Regions from separate parts of the Homo sapiens genome. Here regions 1 and 2 are each linked to region 3. A link is an interaction called in ENCODE POLR2A ChIA-PET data of the cell type or tissue named here. Cell type or tissue: MCF 10A. All regions are shown on one strand.

Evidence for each region. Peaks named below come from ENCODE experiments on the same cell type or tissue, not always from the same donor. Only the 100,000 strongest peaks of a DNase experiment are listed, where the experiment ranks them.
Region 1: POLR2A ChIA-PET joins it to region 3 with 7 read pairs; 7 of 35 experiments call an interaction of 5 or more read pairs at or near these places.
Region 2: POLR2A ChIA-PET joins it to region 3 with 7 read pairs; 3 of 35 experiments call an interaction of 5 or more read pairs at or near these places.

Annotation. Positions count from the first base shown.
Region 1 is chr10:77,898,278-77,900,777 of GRCh38, forward strand. All of the region lies in intron 1 of DLG5 (discs large MAGUK scaffold protein 5), which reads right to left. LOC101929347 (a long non-coding RNA gene) reads left to right here. Exons shown (of 5, transcript XR_007062208.1): 5 at 1,855-1,929. Among named protein-coding and RNA genes, the nearest start is that of DLG5, 27 kb to the right of the region's middle. In MCF 10A, no CTCF peak of the experiment used is centred here; DNase peaks (open chromatin) are centred at 414 and 1,044.
Region 2 is chr10:77,868,824-77,871,323 of GRCh38, forward strand. DLG5 (discs large MAGUK scaffold protein 5) reads right to left here. Exons shown (of 32, transcript NM_004747.4): 2 at 306-374. Among named protein-coding and RNA genes, the nearest start is that of DLG5, 57 kb to the right of the region's middle. In MCF 10A, no CTCF peak of the experiment used is centred here; a DNase peak (open chromatin) is centred at 1,408.
Region 3 is chr10:78,036,834-78,039,333 of GRCh38, forward strand. RPS24 (ribosomal protein S24) reads left to right here. Exons shown (of 6, transcript NM_033022.4): 4 at 361-471. Among named protein-coding and RNA genes, the nearest start is that of RPS24, 4.2 kb to the left of the region's middle. In MCF 10A, no CTCF peak of the experiment used is centred here; a DNase peak (open chromatin) is centred at 1,478.

The DNA of each region.
Region 1 (2,500 bases), 140 kb before region 3:
TGCAGTTCCCTGGGACTTCACTTTTCTTGGAGAAGGAGAGAGAAAAAGGGAAGCAAATCCTGAATTGCTCGTAGGATTTAAAAACCTCTCCACAGAGGGGAGCTGGGGACAAGGTAGGGGAGACAGTGCTAGCAGCACAATCTGAGGACGGGTCCCCTGCCAGCCCTCCGGGCACACAGGGAGCAAAAGGAGAGGCAGAGGCACATGGGAGCAGGGGCTGGGAGATGCTGCATGGCGCAGGCTGTGGGCTTGGCTATTAAAGCCAGAAAAGGCCTGCCTCCTCCTGCCAATAGAGTTATCTTTTAATCCGAACCCCAATGACACCACCTGGCACCAGCGCAGGAGCAGCTCCTGACGGCACACGAGTCACGCGGCTGGGCCCCGCGTCTATCCCTTCAGGTCAGGGCTTGCCCTGAGTGCTCCTGAGGAAGTGGGCCCCTGCCCCCTCCATGGCCTGGCTCCTGACAGGCCTGTGCATGCCTGAGAGGGCCAGGCAGGCGGTAAGGAAGTAGAGGAAGCTCCGTGCTGTGCAAGGTCACCAAATGCTAGATGCAAAGACCCAGAAAGGGAGGGCACTCACCCAAAGTCACCCACGCCGGGACGGGGCAGCAATCCCAGGATTCTCCTCCTACCCAGATGCGGCAAAGAGGTTTGCAGCCCAGGACAGCTGTTATCAACTAGCCAGTGCTGGAAAACAGCAGGTAGCACCCCAGACCTGCCACTCTCCACGTACTCAGACAACTCATGGCCCAATCTGAAGATGGCTTTCCTCTGAATTCTCCCACATCTGTGCCCTCCTGCAGGGCTTGGTTTCTGAGGTCCCATCCGCCTTGAAGTTGGCAAGGGCTAGGGTAGCATGTAACCTATCTCCCTAGTAAGGATGGCACTGACTCTGCTGTGGCAGCATCCAGGCCAGGCAGCCATCCAGGCCCTCCCAGACTGGGGGAGCTCAGCACCTCCAGAGGCAGCCACCTCACCACAGACCAACACACCCTGCTGCAGCGTTCTTCCTTGTGGGCAATGGAAATCTGCCAGCAGGAACTGGTAGCAGAAAACTCCCCAAAGCCTGCTCCAATTCTCCACCCCAGTACAATGGGCGTGCCCTCAGGATTCCAACAGCCAAGGGCAAAATCCCGACTCACTGGCTTGGGACTCTGGGCAAGTGACTTACTCTCTCTATGCCTCAGTTCCCTCATCTGTAAAATGAGGAGAGTAGTGGCCTTCATCTTAGAGTTGCTGGGATGAGATGATCCTTGCAACCTCCCGGGGCACACATGAGTGGTCAACAAATGCTTTCTATGGCTACACTACAATGCACAGTTCCACAGGCTCAAGGCCCAGCTTTCTGCCCCTCTCCTCATACTCATTCCACTTTCTCATGACCAGACTTGTGCTCAGCAAGTGTCCACTCCTATAGGTTCGCTCAGGGGTAGCTGGCTCACCAGGGACACATTTTAAACCCTGGCCTCTTCCTCCAAAACTTCAGCTCAGAGCCTTGGCAAGCCATCCCTGCCGCCCACTGGAGATGGCTGACGAGAAAACCAGAAAGAGACCATGAAAGAGGAAGGCTCTTCTCACTCCTCACTCATCCTTATCTTGGACCAGTATCCTCCACACAACACCAACACCCAAACATAACAGCAAATGGATATAATCTTATCAATTTCATCCTCCACAACCTTCTACGGCTCCCTCTGGCCTAAAGTCAAAAAGCCTTACCCCAGACTTTAAAAGGAAGAGATAAACACTTAGTGAACATTTGACTATGTGTCAAGTTCTCTGCTCTACAGTGTATATATATTATATCATTTAATAACTCCCTCTAAAATTCGTCTTATTGCTTGCATCTTACAGGTGAGGAAGCTGAGGCTCCAAGACACTAGGCAACTTACCTAAGCGTCACAGCTCAGAAACAGAAGCAGATTTGGAGGCCAGATCTGGGAGGCCACAAGGCTGGGTCCTTGGCACAGCCTCTACCTCCTCTCCAGGTCATCTCCTGCAACCCCTCCCTGACCCAGCCACTGTCCAGTCACCACGGTGCCCATGGTCACCTGGCACACCTGGCTGTGTCCTACATTAATGCATATCCTCACGCTTCTGCTTCTCCTGCCTGGAACGCACCTACCTATCACCTAATGAACTTCTACTCAGCCCAGAAAGCTCTGCTCTCAAGTTATCTCCTTCAGGAGACAGACCTTCACCCCGGGGCCCCCTTCCATAAGAGAAAAACGATCCCCTTTGGCTGGGCATGGTGGCTCACGCCTGTAATCCTAACACTTTGGGAGGCCAAGGCGGGTGGATCACTTGAGGTCAGGAGTTTGAGACCAGCCTGGCCAACGTGGTGAAACCCCGTCTCTACTAAAAATACAAAAATAAAGCCTGGGCACAGTGGCTCACACCTGTAATCCCAGCACTTTGGGAGGCCGAGGCAGGCATATCACGAGGTCAGGAGTTTGAGACCAGCCTGACCAACATGGTAAAACCCCATCTCTACTAAAAA
Region 2 (2,500 bases), 170 kb before region 3:
TACTACAAGGCCTTTGGGGTTGGGGTGGGGATGGTGGGTCAACAGGCTCCCCTAGAAGCCCTGTGCCCTGACAAAGTAAACAATGGCAAAACATGTGCTTCCCAGCACTCACCTCCCCACCTCCTTCTAACATCAGAACTGGGTTTCTGATGATGGGAGAAAATGTAAATGAAATCAACGGAAGGATGATCCTGTGAGTAATCTGACAAGGGAGAACCAGCTTCCTCTCCCATGAACCCCAGCTGCCTTGGCTTTCACCCAGACCCCTGGCCCACCCGGTGTCCTCCCCAGACAGTGGTACTCACCCACACTGCTGAGGGAGCTGCTGCTTTCTGAGTCTGAGGGCATGGTGGACAGGACGCTGTAGGTAGAACCTGGGGAAAGAGGGGAGACCATGTTACTAACCCCAAGGGGTCACTCGTCTTCACCCCAAGCCAGCTGATCATCAGTCAATGCCAGGCCATGAGAGCTACATGCACCAGGCACTAGAAATCCACATCCACGGGCCAAGCAGAGGAGGCGCGCTCAGCAGATCTGGACTTCGGTGTTTCTGCCAGGCCTCCCACCTCACTTTATCGGCCCCTCCTGCTCTGGGCAGGCGGGCAGAGGGGAACTTGGAGTCAGTCAGCTGGCTTCTTGTTGGGACATCTGGGGAAAGGCTTAGCAAGGGAGTGACATGCCCCAGGTAAACATGGGGTGTGGGGGTTTCCTCCACATCTCTAGCAATATGATTCTGGCTTCCATGCAGAGGGTAACAGAGCAGAAATTAAAGAACAACTGAACTATCTGTTCTTTCTCTGACTGTTCTGCTCTTTAGGTTCTAACTGTATTCAAGCTCAGTTCTTAATAATTTACTTAGTATCTGCCCCCTTATTAAAAGTTACTCCTAAAATGATGAGCAATTGTACCATCACCAAAGCCAGAGGGTAGCACTTTTTTTTGTCCACACTTAATGTTAATTCCTGGTTGTGGACACACAACCACTGTGGTTTGGTTTGAATTCAAATATCTTCAAAACCAGATGTTACCCTCCCAGCACCGGGAAGCCCAGTTTCTGAACCTAGCTCTATGTAGGTGCCCATAGCTGGGTCGTGCTGAGCAAGTAGCTTTTGTTTTCTGGAACTCTGTTTCCTGGTCTGCAAAATGAAGGAGTTCAACCAGATGGCTTATAAGGTCCCTACCCCATCCCCCATCCCCCATCCCCCATCCCATTTCAGCAATTTCCATGATTAATGGAAACAGAAGGTACACTTTGCTCATCAAGACTATGGATGACATAAAATTAAAAGGGAGGGCAAACTGACTCAGAGACTAAATTGGGAGTGGACAAAGCATAACACACAGAGATGGCAGGTCAGATAAAACAAGGACAAATCCAGTGTTTTGTTCTTGGAGCCAAAAGAACTATACAATGAAGAGCGGTATGTACCAGGCCAAGTGGGTGAGCTGGAGATGGAATTTTTGCAATAAGGGCTTTGAACAAGCCTTAGGGCTCTGGCATCAGAAAGCTGCCAAGAACTAATGAGATCCTGGGCTCCACAACAAGAAATGTGGAGGACCACATTTAAGGAGCTCCCAGCAGGGCACGGTGGCTCACACCTATAATCCCAGTGCTTTGGGAGGCCAAGGTGGGCAGATTGCTTCAGCTCAGGAGTTTGAGACCAGCCTGGGCAACATAGTGAAACTCCATCTCTATAAAAAATACAAAAAATTAGCTGGGCGTGGTGGCACGCACCTGTAATCCCAGCTACCTGGGAGTCTGAGGTGGGAGGATCACCTAAGCCCAGGGAAGTCAAGGCTGCAGTGAGCCATGATCATGCCACTGCACTTCAGCCTGGGCAACAAAGTGAGATCCTGTCTCAGAAAAAAAAAACAAAAAACACTCTTCCACTGCAATTCTTGACTAGCCACCCTACACGCATCTTTGGACGGGAAAGAGGAGAAATGAAGAAATGGGGGTAAATGGGGGAGCGGGGCAGGGGAGGGAGATGCACTGTAGGTGGGAGGCCCCTGGGGGACAGGAGAGACCTTGAGGGGAAAGCAGGGAGACTTTGCTGGGGAGGTGAGGACCATGCAGGAGGGCAGAGAGATAGACTGCAGGCAGGCGAGCTAGCAGGCGTGTCCATCAGAAAAAGAGATGAAGGGGGAGAGAAAAAAGAGAAAGCAAGCAAAAAGCAACTTTGGTAATGGCAAGCACTAGGACAGGCGTGACCGGCAATGACCAGTAGCCTCATTATCACATTTTCAGAGACTCTGAAGAATCTGAAGGCGTTGAGCATGGGCTGAAGAGAATGACTGGGGAATGGGTAGGTGTCTTGTCTCTCAATACGACTGTCAGAAGGGATTAGATTTGTTCTTGATGGCCTCCAGCAGCCAAACCAGGAGCAGCGGGTGGATGCTGGAGAAAGCTGCATCTCTAAACAGGTCTGGATGGCCACGGTCAGCACTGCCAGGTATGAAAAGCCTGAGGGTGAGGGGGTGAGACAGTGAGGGAGGCCCA
Region 3 (2,500 bases):
TGGGGAGTTGAAATGGGAAGAGATCCCCTCAGCCACTTCGGAGGTGCCTTGTTTTGGTAGTGCAAAAGAAGAAAAAATAGTGATCTGTGAGCTCAAGTCTGGACAAGAACAGCCAGTCTCCCAAACTCCCTGTTGAGAGAATGTTGAGTGGACCATTTGTTTCCTGTGAGGCTATTCCATACCTAAAATCCCTTGATGATCCTTTCTGTTCCAGCAAAAACATGCATTAAATGTACTTGAAAAGTTTTGGTTTAGAAAGCTGTGTTTCTTAAGCTCAGACTGGGTCAGTTTCCCTACCAGAGTGGTGGGTAATGATTTTAATGTTTACAAGTCACCTGGATGTACTCTTTTCTCATTCAGCATGGCCTGTATGAGAAGAAAAAGACCTCAAGAAAGCAACGAAAGGAACGCAAGAACAGAATGAAGAAAGTCAGGGGGACTGCAAAGGCCAATGTTGGTGCTGGCAAAAAGGTATAGTTCATTAAGGAAAATATAGAAACGTCATTAATTGTAGGTCTTTAGTTTCTAGGAAAGAAGGGATCTTATTAATTTTTAAAATAACTTTTCTTAATGTTTCTTCTTTTCCCTCTTCTTCTGGATTACAGAAGGTAACATGTTTTAAGAAACTATGTAGCATAGTGTCTTAACACCTCAGTAAAGTAGCTTGGCCCACCCCTTGTCAGCTCACAGCACAATCTGGAGGCCACATTGGTTCATTGATCCCAGCTGGTGGGCACCTTTCAAGCCTATCACAAGAAGTTTTAATTTTACTAATTGGCATAGAACCTTCAATGCAGAGCGGATCCCATTCCCTGTGATTTTACTTATTAATATGGACACTGGTTTAAGAAGCAGTTGGATCAATGTGGCCCGTGTTTTCCTGGCACACTGGAAAGGCAACTGAGATCTCAGGATTGCTTTCCTCTCCAGTTGGCCAAGACAAGTGATTTTAGCGATAAGCAGCTTTTTACCAGCTTTGCTAGCTGTAAATAGTTGGACATTGTAAATCATTGAATAGAATTAAGGTGTTGGGTTGTTAAATTAACAAATAATCAAGTGTTCTGTGAACTTTTTTTTTTTTTTTTTTTTTTTGCTTTTCCTCTCTACTTTCTTGGATTTCTTGTTCATCAGAAATGAAGTGTCTAGCAGGTACTGAGATTGTAAGCACGGTGTGGGGATGCATCACCTTCACTGAGTTTGCTTTGATGATGCTTTGCATGTTGGCCTTTGGACGACAGTTTTATAGTATGGTCGATTATAATGCCAGTGCTATTTAGGCTGGTGCAAAAGTAATTGCAGTGGCAAAAACCACAATTACTTTTGCACCAACCTAATATGTTTTAAGATAGTATATTATGAGCAAAGGAGAAAACGTTTAAAATCATGTTTATTTTGTAAACTCCAAAATGCATGTTACATGTGAAGTGACTCACTGGAGGAAGGTGAGTACTTTACCAAGTAGGCACTTGGGAAATGCTGTGTCCACATACTTAGGAAATGGCTTCAGTTAACACTGGGCTTGGGAAGGGCTCTCTTATCCAAGGAGCAGTCTTCTCTGGAGCCATGAAACCAGCCTGGCAGCACTGGTAATAAACTAGTCTGTGAAATCTGGCAAAGCCTCTGTCCTGTTTGGATATACGCAAAACTGCCTTTTACCATTTCCATTGCTTTTTATTACTTAATCTCCCAACTTTGTGCCTGGTGTCTTTTTTTTTTTTTTTAAAATAGAAAATTTTTGAGGTAATTATGTATTCATATAAAAGTCTTTGGTGGATATGCTTTTTCCCACAAGCACTTGGTTAGAATGGCCCATTACCTCATTTGTTTATTTTTTGAGACAGGGTCTCTTGTCACCCAGGCTGGAGTACAGTGGCATGATCATGGGTTACTGTACCTCCCGGGCTTGGGTGATTCTCCCACCTCAGCCTCCCTTGTAGCTGCGACTACAGGCATGTGCCACCGTGCCCTGCCAATTTTTTGTAGAGACAGGATTTAGCCGTGTTGCTCAGGCTGCTCTTGAACTCCCGGACTTGAGCAGTCTGCTTGTCTAAGCCTTCCAAAGTGCTGGGATTACAGGTGTGAGCCACTGTGCCCAGCCTGTTACCTCATTTAAAACAAATTTTGCACATCTGAACAGCCTAAAATTGTAATGTGATAAGTGGGGTAGGAGTGGGGTGGGCGTAGTGGGATTTTGAATCAATGAAGGCCCTTGTTCTTGTGGCATCCTTTTGCAGTGATTCCCTGCCAGGCAAGGCAGTAAACCTGGGATTGCCTGCCCAGGACTGTAATCACATTGATGTCCCAGCGCCATGGAGTATGTAATGAATGAACTGCCAGCAGAACTACTCACTAAGAACTACTCCCTGTTTGTGAGGATTGTACCTGTTGAGAGAAGTTGCAAAAAGAATTAGTCAAAAGAATTAGTCAAAATTTGTCCTCTGACCTAGGTCTGAAGGACATTTAACACATTGATTGTTCTCTTCATCCAGCCTTTGAGCCC